2 separate regions of the Mus musculus genome follow, and region 2 is linked to region 1. Evidence: chromatin loops called from intact Hi-C (ENCODE). Cell type or tissue: heart. All regions are shown on one strand.

Region 1 (8,000 bases):
AAAGTGTGCCATCACCACTAACTACCCTACAGCACCGGCGCTCGCCTGCAAGTGTGACTCACGTCATCGTCACAGCACCCAGAGGTCTGCCAAGGTCCCCAAATTCCAGCTGTTTTCCCTCTAAAAGCGGAATTCTCCATCAGGAACTACTTCTGGAATTACCTGACTTTTAACATGTTTGTAACACAAAAAGCTTATGGTTTCTGCAAGACTAAGAGGCACTGTCAAGTGCCCGTAACAAAACTTCCGTACCTGTATAAACTTGTAGTTTTGCTTGTTAGAGACTGGTTCCAGATTCTTCAAGCTTGCACAGTAATCCAGCTTAAGAGAGAGAATATCGGTGAGGAAACGGGACAAAGCAAGCTCTTTCTACAATGTGTCAGTTTAATTTAAAGGTCGTTACATGTTTAACACTATGAAACAAGAACAAGTCTTCCTAAGGTTTCGCACAGTTTTACGCCTTTAAAATTTCTGACCTCCTAAAAGTAAAAGCAGGTCACTGTTACTTCTCAGAAGAGCAAACTCCAAGAGCAGCTGTTACAAGTTTCTCTTTAAAAATGTTCCTGTTCTAACCGTCCTCTGAGAGGCTCCACCTAACAGCAGACAGAAACAGATGCAGAGACACACAGCCAGGAACTCGGGGAATCTCGTGGAGGAGTCAGGGGAAGGATTGTGGGTTCCAAACAGGAAAGGGACTCCACAGGAAGACCAGCAGAGTCAACTAACCTGGACCCTTGAGAGCTCCCAGAGACAGAACCAACAACTAAGAGCAAGCATGGACTGGACCTAGGCCTGGCACATATAAGTAGCAGACGTGCAGCCTGGTCTTTATGTGGCTCCCCCAGTGACTGGAATGAGGGCTGTTTCTGAATTTGTTGCCTGCCCGTGGATCCTATTCCCTAGTATGGCTGCCTTGTCAGGCCTCAGTACTACTCCTGCAATGACCGATTTATAGGGGCTTAGGGGAGGGCGAGAATGGGGGGAATGGGAGAAGGACCTGTGACAGGCGGGTACTAGGAGGAGGGGGGCTGATATTGGGGCGTTAAGTAAATAAATAGATTAATTAAAAAAGAAAGAAAGAAAAGCCGCTGCTTAAGCTCCCTTCAGCAGCTGTAGCTAGAGAAGCTTAGTTCTCAACAGGAAAGGAACAAGCACTTGAAGATAAAACTCCTGCTTTAGACATATCTTCTTCGGCTACCGTGGTAAATAGTGAATGTATTTGAAAAAGAGCTAGCTGAGACTGGAGAGATGACTCGGAGGTTACAAGCACTACCTGCTTGCCGTTCCAGAGGACCAAGCACGAGCTGCTGTTCGAGATGACCTGAGTTTGGTCCCCACCACCTACATCAGTGGCTCACAACCACCTGTGACTGCACTTCTGGTGTTCCAGATGCAAGACCTCTGGCCTTTGAGGGCAACTACACGCATAAACACATAGCCCACATGCAGAACACACACCCCCACCCATAGTTTATTAGTTTTTATTTTTATTTATATACTGTGAGACAGGGTTTCAGTATGTGCCATTGGCTGCCCTGGAATTCCCTATGTAGACCAGGCCGGCCTTGAACCCACAGAGATCCACCTGGCTCTGCTGGTTGTGGTTTTACACAGTAGAAGGATTTACTAAAGAGGCAGATATGCAAGAATCAGAAGTTAAGGGGTAGCCTGGGCTATACCTGGAGAGTGGGCCGGATGACTCAGTGGGCACAAAGGTACTTGCCACCAAGCCTGAACCCAGGAGTCACATAGGGAAGGAAAGAACTATCACCCACAAACGGTCCTATGATCTCCCTACATGCCAGCTATAGCTCACGGATGACCCTGCCCCCAAATAAATAAATGATATGGAAAAGAACTCTGCTTACCTCTTTAGAACATTAAGACGGGAAAAATATGCCGAGAGTTAATGACTATTCTTTGCCTGCACATTTTTTACCACTGTGTTTTATAAAAATAAGAAAACCATTTGTATCTTTTGTTCAAACTAAAGAATCATACTCTTTATGGAGACTTTAACCATGACTTCAAGACTGTCAAGACTAAATTATTTTCACTGTTTTGTTTGTTTGTTTGTTTGTAGACAGGATCTCATGTGCTCCTATGCTGGCCCTGAACTTGCTGTACAGTTCAAGGGTCACCCTAAAGTTCAGACCCTCCTGCCTTGACCTCCCCAGGGCTCAGATCATAAGCAAGTGTCGCAGCAACTGGTTTTCGTTATAGTCTACTGCTAAAAAGAAATATGCATACAGATGTTTCTGGGAGGTAGCAATTATAAAATCAAAGTTAATTTTACAAAGCCAATACCCTCTCAAAATAGTAATCACAAAATTATAGTATATATAGAATTTTTAAAAGGTAAAGCTTTTCTTTGGCTAAAAATACTGCACTTAAAAACATTGAGTTTGTAGGCTAGCAAAATAAAAGTTTCAAAAGCTTTGACCTAAGATTAAACACAGCACGAACACATGACAATGCAGACCCTGAGAGGCTGGGACGACCACAAAGAAAACACAGGAGGAGAATGTCTTGCCAGGCGCTACTCTTCCATTCCCTGGCACTGCTGCCTAAAGCTCCCTGGCTTGGAGGTAAATGGAGGTCGGATTTTAGCACACGAAGCTCATCTGCATACTTACCTTGTCTAGATTTACGATCATATAGTCGGGATAATCCTCTACTAGGGAGACAATCACATGGGACGCACTACAAGAAGACGAGATCTTTGTGAGTGGCAAGCATTAACCTCCCTCGATTCTTAACATCCCCTAAGCCGTGGCGTGGTGCGGAAATAGTAAGAGGTAACGCACCACACACAGGCACTTTTAACCCTATAAACAAACTCTTGTATCTTCCCTGTGCCACATAAAACTGCCTGGCACTGAGAATGAAGAAAAAGCAAGTTTAATCAAAGGATGGAACCCACACATGCCGTGAGTGTGAGCACAGGAAATGTAAAATCTGGTCGGGGTAACTGCACAAGTCCAGTTTGCTTTCCAAGGCCTGGGGTGGATTTATACAGATAACAAATGACAGCATACTCACTGTCATTTGCCTATGCTTACAGTGACTTCTGCAACTGCTCTCTTGGTACTATACTATAAGTTGGCTTGTGTAAGCCTAAAATCTCAGGAGGGCTCTGGACTAAACCCAGGTTTCCTAGATTAATGATAGCTGAGTTTGAGCTTGGTACTGACAGTGGTTCCTGGAACTCAGAGGACCCTGAAATGGAGCTATCTCAGTAAAAGAAACATATATATATATAAACATATTTTGGGCTCTGGGGAGTAATGGCTAGCACTGGCCAATTGTAAAGGTGAAGTTTGTTCTTGGTGAAAAACTTCACTTTCCTTCATTTTCTAGGACATTCTTTGTGAACAAGCCCTTCCATGCAAGTACATGCATTTCCCCACGTACACGTCTGTTAATTAAGTGAATCTCAGCTTCCTGCTACCTACTCTCAGCAAAGTGTCTGTGGATTTAAAAGGCCCACTGCATGTTCTTGGGCAGTAACCAAGACTCTCTGACCCCTCCCCATGCAGGAGACACTACAAGGACAGAACTTCCTGTGGATCGCTCACGCATCCATCCACTCAACTCTTACAGAAGACCTTCACGATATGGCCCTGACCTTTCTTTCTGTGGGAGCTTAATGAACATCAGTCTACTCTCACACAGTTTATACTCTAGAAGAAGGGCAAGGCCATAAACAAGTAAACACAAGTACTCAATGTAATTTCAGGTAGTGCTGAGTGGATGGGTGGCCTAAGGTGTTCCCATAAGCACTCTGAAGGTGATATGCGGGTAAATTAACAGCCTATGCAACTGCCTCAAGTCGGGAAGCAGCACTAACCTCCTGTGCTCCGAGAAGCCTGAGAGGGTTGTGGGCGAGTACAGAAAAGCAAGAGACTAGGTTGGGAAGCAGGGCTCGAGCACCCGAGTCTTCTAGATCGGATAAAGACCCTGGACTTTCATTACAAGTCTCACAGAAACCATGACTGTAAAACTCTATGCAGCTGCATCTATCTCACTTAGGAACACACTCTACAAAGTGTAAAGAAAACGCGCGAGATCAACAGGAGAGGGATAGTAGCAGTGTTCTAAGGAAAAGGAGGCAGGGAACAGAAGTCAAATTAAGAATAAGCTTTGACACAAATAGAAAGGACAGTTTCACGGTAGGTGGGTGTGAGCCTCAAACAGGTTGGGAATAACAAAGGATTTGTAAACAGTTTCTAAAAAAGAGAAGACAAGACAAAGAGTCCCATTACGATCGATCCTCACATCGTGTAGAGGCGAGCTTTTGGAAAGGCCTTCATCTGCTGGCCGGAGCTTTGTCAGAGAGCGGGAAGAAAAGGGAATGAAACTGATGTGTGCTTCTCAGAAAAGTGACAGGTGGTAAACACCCCCGGGCAGGTAGGGGGTGGGACAGCAGCAAGGCACTCCTGAGTTCCCCTTTTTGTGGGGAAGGTGTTAAAGAAGTCGCATTTTCGAAGCAACCTCGTCTTGGCTGGCCAGAAAGTGAGGGAAACCGGATGGACATCCGGGCTGTGCATTGGGACCCTCCCCATAACGGATCTGCAAAGTCGTGGACCCGAAGTGCAAAAGACAAGGAGAACCGCAGGGCAAGGTTAGGATTTGTGGGGAGAAACTTCTCAGCCACCAGCACCGTTACCTACATGAAACCAGCACCCCCGGTCACCAGGACCCGCTTCGCGAAGCTGCCGGGAGGACCAGAACGCTCCTCCCGGCTCGCAGCGGACATCTTCAGCTCTGCAGAGCCAGCGCCGTAAAGCGCGGCGTCTGAAGAACCGAGGGAAGCAGCTTCACGACGCTTTACGACATGCCCCGCCCCCGACACGTTCAAAGGAAGTCGCAGAGGCTTCCGGGTTCTCCCAGACCCCAAAAGAGGGGCGGAGCCGGCAGTGGCACTGCGCAGGCGCGCACTCTCTAGCCCATAGTCACCAGCTAGGAGAAATTAGGGTCATTGGTACTAGGGTCTGGAATATTTTCTAAGCAAGTGTCACCAGCATGGATTACTACTATAGGTGCTTAGAAATTCGGAGTTATGAATCGATGCCTTCATTTTTGAACTTCAGCTATGCTCATAGACTAACACCCAGCTGAGCAGAATCCTCTAGAATGTATGCAGTATGGAAATGGAAAGTTGCATTGCAAAATTATGTTTCACTGTTGTAAATACTGTCACAAAAGGCGAAGGCCGCTTGCAATCATGATAAGTAAGTTTTGCAGAGTTCCCTGGAAGGTTTTACTCTCTTCTCTTGTCTGCTCACTGTGCCCCAATCCTGGTCCTTCTTGCTCTTATTTATATTACCAGGTGTTCTTCCCTGGTCTACCTGCCCTTTCCTCGGATGTCTGACTAGTGTTTACCTCCTTCAGTTCTCAGTTTGAGTGCCATCTTCCTATTAGAGTCATTCCTTGACTCTAACCATGCAGAACCATTTTTTTTTTTTTGTTTTCTTCTTATCATTCATCAACAAATTGGCCACTGATGTAATTTCTCACTGTCTCTGCTCCATGGAGGTAAGGCCATTCATTTCTCTGGGACCAGATCTATCACACACTCATCAACAAGTGGGCTTATCATATGATTGCTCACTGCTGTTTATATTATAGTCTGCTGCTTTCTATGAATTCGGAGGCTCTACCAAGTGGGAGTGATTAGAAGTCATATTAATTTTTTATGTACCGAGGCATCAAAAAAAAAAAAAAAAAGCCTGTCTTCAGTGAAAGAGAATAACATTACTGATCAAGAAGAAAGACATGAAGCCAGCAGGTGATAGCACACACCTCTAGTGCCAGCACCTGGGAGGCAGAAGCAGATGGATCTCTGAGTTCAAGGACAGCCTGGTCTACAGAGTGAGTTTCGGGACAGCCAGGTTACACAGAGAAACCCTGTCTCAAGCACACACACACACACACACACACACACACACACACACACACACGAGACAAAGGGAAAGTGCCTACAGTAATCAAAGCCCATGCTCTGCTTTTCCTTTAGAATCAACCTCACCCACGTTCTTGGTTTACCATTTACACAATTAAAGCTTTCAACAACTTAAACTTAGTAGGGTTTTATTTTATCAAACAATGAAAAACCTGGCAATGCTCTGAAAGAAAGGTTCAGAGAGCACCATCAAGAAACCCAGGCAGTCAATCTGTATAAACAAAGGCTGGAGGGAAGTGTGGCCCAGTGGTTAAGAACGCTAGTTTCTCTTCCAGAGGACCCAGGTTAGATTCCTAGCACCCACATGGTAGCTCACAACCTTCTGTAACTCCAATTCCAGGGTATTGGAAGTCCATGAGCACTGTGCCCATACGGTACATGTAAACAAGAGTCCTATACACAAGAATATAAATCTCGGAAGTAATGGTTAGGAGAGACTTTACAGGTTATGGATCTAATTGTGCCTTCTCAAAGGGAACAATATCTCTCCCACATACAAACATAGTTGGTCAGTTGGGAGCATGCTGGCTGGCTAAAGCTGACTAAGTTAGGTTGCAGTTCTGATGTAGCAATTCAAAATACTGGGGACAGTCTCCAGGCAAATTTAGTTTAACTCTACATATATTTGCAGAGGCTTATCTGAAAATATCCACTGGAAAATATTAACAAAGGCTACATTTCAGTATTGGGCATAGGCAAGGAAATTGGGAAGTCACAACTTAAAATGTTGCTCTATACACTTTTGGCTATGAGTTCTTCTAAGCTGCTTGCTCAGTTTTATTTCCTCAGGTGAAGGAATGGGATGAGAGCCATACCCAAGTCGCACGAATACATGGCTTGCCTGAGACCAGCACATTACTTTCTCTGTTCTAACCATCCCTTGGCCTAGGCTTTCATACCATCTAATCTTTCAAGCTGACTGGTTTAATCCAGTTTCTCTTGGCTTCTAACTGAATTGCATTGCTTGGCCTCATACTACCTTTGACAATCTGTTCTAATCTCCGGGTTCCTTCTCATTCTCTCTTCACCCGTGTCTAACTTGTTCTCTCTGAAACCTGTCTTTGTAAAAACTGTCCTGGTATAAAAGTGCTCTGTCTCTGTCTCTCTCTCTCATTGCCTCCCTTTCCTGTGCTGTCTTGAGTTCATTGGACATATCCTTTCTCTGACTCATCTGTCAAATCTTTCTCTGATTCATCACTTTGTCTGCCCATCAATTAGGCATCACTTTCAAACATGGCTGTTTCCTCCTAGGAACTAACTTTACCTACATTGTTAGGGATTAAAGGTGTGCACTAAGGTGTCTGTATTTCAGGCAAATGATACTTTAATCAGAGCATATCTGCATTCCAGCCAGATCACATAGATCTAGAATGTCTTTAGATGTGAACCCTTGCTAAAGCAGCCATGTTGCTGGATTAAAATTTCTCTACATGCATGAATTACTCTTATATTTAAAAATAATTAGGATAAAAATTAAAAGTCTCAAAAATACGAATACCCTTATTCTGGGAATCCAGAAGCGCCGAAACTGCTGTTGATGGGGCTTCTTTATTTAAGATGAAGTATGTGGTGAGGACATGCTTTTGTGTTATAAAAAAACATCTTGTTGGATGAAGATAATTTGTACGAACTTATTCGTGACACAATTTTGAGTTGCTGCACTCACCACCTCTGACCATCTTCATCTTACAGTAGAGTGAGAAATTCAGATGAGCTGGAGGTCATTTACAGAATTTTGTGGTAACTGACCTGGTAAGGAGTAAGGTGTTCTGGTTGCACTGAAGTCTGATACAGTCTGAACGTGTCAGAAGGGCTTCTTCGAGTGTGTTGAAAAAGGAGAATCTAGAAAAAAAAAAAAAAAAAAAAAAAAGAGCAAAGTGAAGCAAAGGAGAGGAACCGTAGAAAATACTCCAGCGAAGGATTTGCAAATGTCATCGACACAGGGGTTTAGGGTGGGTATGGAATTGATAGGGTTAAGGATGGGTGTTGTGATCATAAAAAGAGAAAGAGCTCTAACTATATGTTCTGGTGGAGT
Region 2 (8,000 bases), 810 kb after region 1:
GTTTAGCTTGCTTCGGTCTCTGCTGCTGTGTCTGTCTTTCCTCTTCTGTTTAGTTTAGTGTGATAATCTCCCAATCACATTGCTTGACCTCTAAAATTTGTCAACAAACATTCCCATGAGGTAAGTTCTTTGCTTGAAACCCTTTGGTAACTTCCTGCTTTCAATATAATATTTAGACTACTTCTGACAGACTAAAAGGTTCCTGACAAGACAGCCCCGGCTCAAGATGGCTTGCTTGAACAGGTTCTTGTGTACGGTGTCGAGGAACAGAGAGCACCCTGAGTTGTGATTGGGTTTCAATGCTAGTTAGACAATGTGATGCTCCTGTGACACTCGACAGAGGCAAGAGGGGCAGCTTCCCCTTGGCCTCCTCCTTGCCCTCCTCCACCTCCTGTTCTTCATCCTACTCCCCCCCCCCCCCACCTCCCCTGAGCATACCGGATTGCGTTCACTAGGTTCCATCTATTGATTGCATCTCATGCCCAGTACTTTGACCTTTCCATGGGCTTAGCCGGATGTGACGTCATCCTCGGAGGTAGCGCTTGCTTTCTACCTCTTGCGGCCAGGTTACATCACTGTACTTTGAGCACCTGGTCCCCTGCTGCAGTGCCATTTTGGGAGGGTGTAGAGCCTCTGGCACATAGGACCTAGCTGGCTAATGTAGGCTTTCAGGGCTTTTAAGGCCTTGACAATTACAGCGTAGCCTTGCTTCCGGTCCTATCTCTGCTTCCTAATTCCACAAGATGACCGAGGACCGTATTCCTCAGGCTTTTATTTCCGCAGCTACCAAGCGCTCCCTGCTCGATGCGCTGATATCCTCTGCGACTGTGAGCTAATCAAGCCTTTCTTCCTTGTCAGGTCTCAGCCGCGAGAGCAGCAGTAGACGTTATTTTTTGTAAAACCATCTTTTCTCAAGGGATACTTTGTGTATTGTAGTTCTTACATACAGGATTTTTAGGTGTTTGCTCAGTGACTGTTAGAGAGGCTCTCAGCACTCCTTGCTATTCACAGTCTACAACACAAATATATTGTTTTAAAAAACAATTCCTTTCCTTAGGAAACTTTTCAGTTCTTTTCAAGGCCAGAAGCATAAGGCACATCGAGGGATCAGACACAAGTGTTTTCACTTTTTCTTTTTTCTCATTCAAGATACTTCAGTGTTTTGTTGGTTCCTTTGGCCAGAAGGTCCTCACTTGTGTGGGGTCTTCACTTGAGGGCAGTGGGCTTGTCTACCACCTTTGCACTCCACCTTATGAGTCATGTGTCTGTGTGTATCTCAAACAAACACATTTCAACAACACCTGACGCTTCTTCATTTTGCTTTTTAAAATTTTTTTTTTTAATTTTGCTCCTATATTTTGCTCTTTAGCAACATCTTTGGACACTACTACAGTTTAGAAGAACATTAACCTGCTTCATAAAACTTCACTGTTGAGGGTTTGGGGTCATACCCAGTCTACAGATGAGGACAATTGATATAATAGCCCTGATTCCCTGAATCTAAATAGTGTGCTTTTCACCAAGGCTCACCAGGGACTCATTTCTTCCAACCAGGAACCATTTCCTTTACATTCTCTCTCTCTCTCTCTCTCTCTCTCTCTCTCTCTCTCTCTCTCTCTCCCAATTTGGTTTTTTGAGACAGGGTTTCTCTGTATAGCCCTGGCTGTTCTGTAACTCACTTTGTAGACCAGCCTCAAACTCAGAAATCCGCCTGCCTCTGCCTCTGCCTCCTGAGTGCTGGGATTAAAGGCATGCACCACCATGCCCGGCACATTCTATTTCTTTGGAACAGAACAAGACCTTTCTTCCTTTTTTCACCCTTTGTAGTGTATCTTCAGGAAATCACAAATATGTTAGGTTTCAAATTTGAGACAAATGGCTGAGGTCCTATTTAACATAGCAAAGTTCTCCCAACATCCCTCAGTCCCTATGTGTTGCAGCTATGGCAGGCAAGTCCAGCCCTTTACTCAGAATTCTCCAGCTTTGGGGCTGGGCTTCCCTTCCTCCAGAGGCGCTTCCCTATATAACCCAGCCGTTTTGGCCAGCCATCTTTCTTTTTCTTTTTGGTAACCTTTGCCCTCTTGGCTGCTGCACCTGGTTCCCTTCCCCCTTTTCTCACACAGCTCAGGGCCATGTCCACTCTCCCAGATGTCTCTATCTCCCTTTTACCTACACCATACCTAAGAGCAGCCACGTCCTTTTTTTCATTCAAAAGTCATCATAATGTGTAAGTCCTTGTAAGCATGAAGTAACACTAAGGTATCAAAAGCTTTGAATAACAAACCCACGTTATTTAGCGATGTGTAAAACGTTGCTGCCATATAGTGTCTGTTCAAACAGAGCAGCTATGGGCGTAACCTACCTGATTAATTTAACGACAATCTTGTCCAAGTTCTTATGTCTTTGAATGAAATAGGCACAGTAAAGAAACCCAAATAGACACTTGGTGGGTGTATAAGAGAAAAGTTTATTCCAAACTAAGGTCATTGCTTGGGAAAGCAGAGGGCTAATACTGAAGACTGAGCAAGTAATGGGTAGGGACTTTGTTATGTAGGGTGAGCTAAAGGCACTGGAAGCATTTTAAGGATGCATCAATAGATACTTAGTCTAGGGCAGGAAATAGCCCCAGAAACCATTAAGCCAACCTAAAAAAAAAAGTGATTCTGGAAGTTTCTTTGGCGAGACTGAGAGGACTGCGGATTTTAAGAGAGCCACCCAGACCAACTGTGAGACTTGGTAGAATGGCTCTTGCATCTCTGATCCACTAGCAGACCTCAATAGTGTCAGGTCCCCCAAGAAATTCCTTTCCCCCAGGTAGGGCATCTAGACAAAAGCCAGCATTCCCTCGGGGTGGTGGTGGTGGTGAAGATAGTTCCTACTTGCTAAGTGGAGTTATTCTCCTATCTCTGGGAAAAGGGACATTTGGCTCTTCCATTAACTTATGACAGTGGGGTCTATTAGCCCGTCAAGGTCCCATATAACCCAGAAGATAAATCCCCACCATCACCCCAGCCCGCGCAGCGCTTCTCTCTGCTTTCCCGAGAGACAGCCTTCGCAGTTTGGAATAAACTTTTTTTTTCCCCTTTTCACCCACGGAGTGGCTATTTGGGTTTCTTCCCCCATTTCATTCAAGAAGTCCAGTCATCTCTCTCGGACGTCCCTGGAGACTTCCTGAGACTCTCTGGCCTTACCAGCCCAGGCGGCGGCGCCTTATCCCCCAACACTACCCGAAGGAATCTGGGCTCGCTCCAGGAACCCGCCGCCCCTGCCAAGCCAGCCCGCGAGGCCGGCCCAGAAGGGCTCTAGGGCCCGCGCATGCGGACTCGGCGGCCGCAGCCCGGCCTCCCCAGCCTCTTCCTCCTCGGCGCTCGGCGGCGGTTTGGAGCCCGCTGACAGCTCCACGACCAGCGGACGCAGCCTCGTCTTGTGCTTCCACGTTATCCTATCAGAGGCGGGGCGGGGCGCCAGCCCCCACAACCAATCAGCGCCAACCACGACCCGGGCGAGCTGGGCCGCTCTGTGGCCAGAAGGAAGGCGATTGGGCGGCGGCGGCGCCCGGGGCGTGGCTCCGCGGGCCCCGCCTACCGCTGTTTTCCGCCGCCGGGCGCCAGCCGCCGCTGAGGCCCGAGCGCTGACCGAGCGAGCGAGCGAGTGGACGGGGCGCTTCGCTGCGGGCTGTTGGCCGCGCGGGCTGCTGGGCCGCGCACCTTCCTGCTCTTCGGCTCAGGCGCCCTTGGACATGGTGGCCCCCGGCTCGGTGGGCAGCCGGCTGGGCGCGGTGTTCCCGTTCCTGCTGGTCCTGGTGGACCTGCAGTACGAAGGTGAGTCCCGCCCTGCTCCCGGGGCGGGCTTCGGGTCCCGGTCCCGGCTGGGAGCGGCGCTCCGGGGCGCGAGGCTGGGTCCGAGCCCGGTTCCGGTTCCGTGGGCTGAGAGGCGGGACTGGCGGGCCGCGCGCGCGAGGCCGGTTTCGGCGGCCTGGGCCAGCGCAGCCGGGAGTCCGGCGTCCGGGGGACCCTGGATCGGGGGTGCCGGGAGGAGGCGAAACGGCGGCATGCACGGGACGGGTCCCGGTTCCGGAGTGGCGGGCCAGGGCCCTTTCCGAAGCCAGTCCCATTCCCTCACGACCCCGCGTCGGGCGCGCAACTTAGGCTGGTGCCTGGAGAAGCCCACCTCTGGGCTCGGAGCTCCCGGCGCCTAACTTGCTGGGCTGGCTGTGGCTTCACAGTTCCCAGCAAGGCGACATTCAACTTTGTCCCCCCACTGACGTTACTTTTTCTAGTCATCGCAAAAAAAAAAAAAAAAAAAAGTCTCTTAAAAAAAAAAATAGGGAGCGCTTACGTTTCACCCTGGGCTCCAGACTGGAATGTTGGCTACTCCCAACAGAATAGCAAAAAATAGAGGCCTGTCCTATCTTGGGTGTCAGAGCGGGGAGGAGTTAGACATTGAAGCCCCAAATGCCCACTGAACTTCCCAACTTGGTTACGGTGCTGTAGTGACATCTGTCCTGGGCACTGCTCTGTACTCATTCCTGTAAGTCTGGGGATAGTTGTCATGGAAAGAGTAAACAGTTGAATATTCCATTTGGAGGGACTGAGGAACTGAAATTGGGAACAGTTTATGATGAAACCATCATAGAAGTCTATGCGGGTTTCTTTCTTTCTTTTTTTTAAAGACATATGCTTAGGTTTTTAACCATTAAAGGTATGGTTTTTGTTGGTTTTGGCTTCCTGATCACCATACGTTCTTTGAACCCCAAATCAGAATGTGTACTGTGGCAATATTGAGACCAATAATTTGATGTTGGAGCCAGCCTCAAAAGTGAGGGGATTGGAATTTGAAGGCCTGGACCACTTTAGTATGGGTCATATGTTCTAACTTTCTTTCATTTTCTAATTCTTTCCATCTGCATTGATTGTGCCCAGTTATCATTAGTGACTTATTTTAGTAACTTAAGGGAAAGTTGTCTATGCTCTACTTAGTGTCGATTTAACTTACTCTCCAGACATGGGAGTGCTTATTTTTGTTTGCCTTACCTCATCCAGGAGCTTGTAGATCAAGCACCTTATTCGAGTTTCTGTTCTTTGCAGGATTAGGACTTTTAGCATTTCATCTCTCTACTGTGGTATTTCTATAAGAAAACTCCGAGTTTTCCCGTCAGGAAAGCACCAGTGGCCTCTCTGAGGAGAAAGCCAGTGTTGCTTTTCCAGGAGTATTACCTGTGCAGAATGGCAGGTGATGGAGAAGGAAAGAGCATTTCTGTAAGCCAGCTCTTATTCCACAGAGATATGTGATAGTCTCTGTGTTACACATCTGGGAGCTGGTGTTCCAAGAGCTTAATGAAAATTTATCTTGGGACTGGAGAAATGGTTAGTGTGTTTGTTGGCCTTGCAGAAGACTGGAGTTGCATTCCTAGTACCAGATCAGGATGCAGTGAGTTAGTTGTAATTACTCACAACTCAGTCTTCTGGTTCCACAAGCACCCAAAGAGGGGTGTGTGTGTGGGTGGGGGGTGGGGAGAGAGGGAGAGAGGTGGGGTATGAGAGAATGAGAGAACACATGCACACACATGAGCCCTTGTGTGTGTGTACACAGAGTAAAGAAAATCTTTAAAAATAAAATTTACCTCTGTATGAAGGTGGGAACAGGAAATTGTACATAGCATTCACTTCAAGCATTTTAAAGTCGGACGGCCGAGCAAAATCAGCCTTTTAAGTTAGCAATAGAAAGTGACAGGGGGGGTGGTTTCCTGGCAGGCTCAGTGTAGTGGTCTTCCCAGGTGTGCTGGCTCATACCTGTGATTTCAGCAATCAAGAAGCTAAGGCAGGAGGATTATCATCAATTAAAGAGTGTTAGGCCACTCTGAGCTACTGTTTACTTTGTCTAAAAACAAACCCAAAACCAAAAGAAAACCCAAGACCAAACAACCCTCCCCTAAACAAAACAGAACAAAAACCAAAAATCCTCAAATACCAAAACCTGCTTTTCCTCCCAAAACAGTGGTTCTCCAGCTTGATTGTATACCAGAATCTCACATAGAATACTTGTAAGAGTTGGGCACACTTACAGAACGTCTGATTTAGTAGGTCTTGATGGAAAGTGAAATTTTCATTTCTGAGAGGATCCCAGATGACCACATTTTGAGAATCACTGGTGTAATAAAGTATCTGTAGGAATTGAATTAGAGGTTATGCTGTTTGTTAGAATTGGTGATGAGGTTATTAAGATACAGAGTAGCAAATTGTTAGCTTCTGTTTTCTTAAATGGCTTAGTTATATCTGGGTCCATTAGCCTCTGTCTTGAGGAGGCATGCAGGTCAGGTGCTGCCACACTGCACTTAAGGCTGCAGAGAGAAGACATAAGGGAGAGTTCTGTGAGAACAGGAAACGTGAAACACAGTTTCGTACTGTAGAGATGGAGTGGCACACCTCAGTGGCCTGCTTTTTTCCTGATTTAAACTGGGCTTTTCTGTTGTAATCCACAGGAGGGAAGCATATATCATTGGCTGACTCTTCAAATTTCCTTTCTGAGAGGTTTTGAAAGAAAGCTAGAGCAGGAGAAATAGAATTTTTGAGTAGAAAGAAAATTGTAGGGACTGGAGGTGGCCCTGTTAAGAGGCTGCCAGCATCGCACAAGCAGCTCCAGGGAGCCGAGGTGCCGGGGTGCCTTCTCTCTCACACTAGAGAGACACACGTGAGATCCAAGCAGAGGAAGACATCTTAGCACTCTCACATTACAAATAAGATTATTTCATTTTATTGCTAGTGGCTTGGTGAGTTGAGTATGAATACAGACAAAAAACATTTTGTTGTCTTAGTTTTCTTTTTCTCTTGACCTATATCACATTTCCTGTTCTCATAGAACTTTCCCTTATGTCTTCTCTCTCCAGCCATAAGTGCAGTGTGGCACCACCTGACCTGCATGTGTCCTCAAAACTAAGGTCAATGAACCCAGTTATAACTAACCACCACCCCACCCCCAGGGTCACACTGTGCAGCCTTGTCTGCCCTGGAACTCACTGTGTAGACCAGGCTGGCCTCTAACTCTGCCTCTGCTGGGATTAAAGGTGTGTGCCACCTTGGTAGACTGGGAACCAGTTTTTAAAATTTTTTTATTTTTTTATTTTTATTTTTTTAATAGTATGTATTTTAATAGCAAACTTACAGGAACAGCACAGAAGACAGACAACATTAAAAGCCCTTATTTGCATGAGGACATCTCAGAAAAGGATAGTGAGTGGTGGAATCTACTGGGTGCTAACAATGCTACAGACACTGTTTATTGCCACCAACAAGGAATTTAATTAATTTTTTAAAAAATCCAAATGCTGGCATTGTCCAGAAAATGTTAACATGTTTATTTATAATTGCTATGAAGTTGAAATGTGTTCACTGGAACAGTTTGCTTGCATTAATGCTTTCCATCTTGCATTTATATTAAAAATTCACACACAAATAAACATGGAAAAACGCCAATACCCGATGCTGTCCCCTATGTTTCCACTCGCAATCATATACTTAGGTACCTTTGACCCCATTGGGGTTGGGGTGGGGAACTACTGACAACAACAACAAGAAGAAAAACAATTTCTTGAGAATGAAATGTTTCCCCTCATAGTGACTCTTAAGCATGTTCTCCGCGTGTGTGGCGGGCTAGCTGGATATCTTTTGGCATAATTGCTGCATGTTTGGTGTGGATAGCACAGTTTGGTCCTTTCAGAAGGGCCAACCAGCTAGGCCTCACTTGCCTCCTGCAAATCACCAGTAGTCGCACGCTGGAAGCGCAGGTCTGTTTTGAAGTCCTGAGCACTTTCTCGCACCAGACGCTAACAGGGGAGCCTGTGAGTCAGAAGCTCAGTGGCCTTCTGAGAGCGTCTGCTGTGCCACCGTACCAGGCCTGTAACGCTGTACCATGAGGTTTCTTCACCCCTCTAGTAGAGGGTGCACTCTGTGGCGAGGCTTTTGTAGCCAGTTGTTTCCTCAGTGCTTTAGCACCGGTGGATC

The links. A loop is a pair of places that touch in the nucleus more often than their neighbours do. Peaks named below come from ENCODE experiments on the same cell type or tissue, not always from the same donor. Only the 100,000 strongest peaks of a DNase experiment are listed, where the experiment ranks them.
Region 2: it touches region 1 in a loop (5-fold over the local background); 5 of 42 quality-filtered maps call a loop at or near these places.

What each region holds. Positions count from the first base shown.
Region 1 is chr14:118,127,971-118,135,970 of GRCm38, forward strand. It overlaps Tgds (TDP-glucose 4,6-dehydratase), which reads right to left and starts at 4,795. Exons shown (of 12, transcript NM_029578.3): 1 at 4,674-4,795; 2 at 2,637-2,703; 3 at 253-321. The coding sequence starts at 4,759. In heart, no CTCF peak of the experiment used is centred here; a DNase peak (open chromatin) is centred at 4,841; H3K4me3 peaks cover 1,952 bases; H3K27ac peaks cover 985 bases; H3K27me3 peaks cover 793 bases.
Region 2 is chr14:118,934,350-118,942,349 of GRCm38, forward strand. Dnajc3 (DnaJ heat shock protein family (Hsp40) member C3) reads left to right here and starts at 3,583. Exons shown (of 12, transcript NM_008929.3): 1 at 3,583-3,821. The coding sequence starts at 3,740. In heart, CTCF peaks have their summits at 3,214 and 3,416; DNase peaks (open chromatin) are centred at 3,352 and 4,412; H3K4me3 peaks cover 2,614 bases; H3K27ac peaks cover 1,852 bases.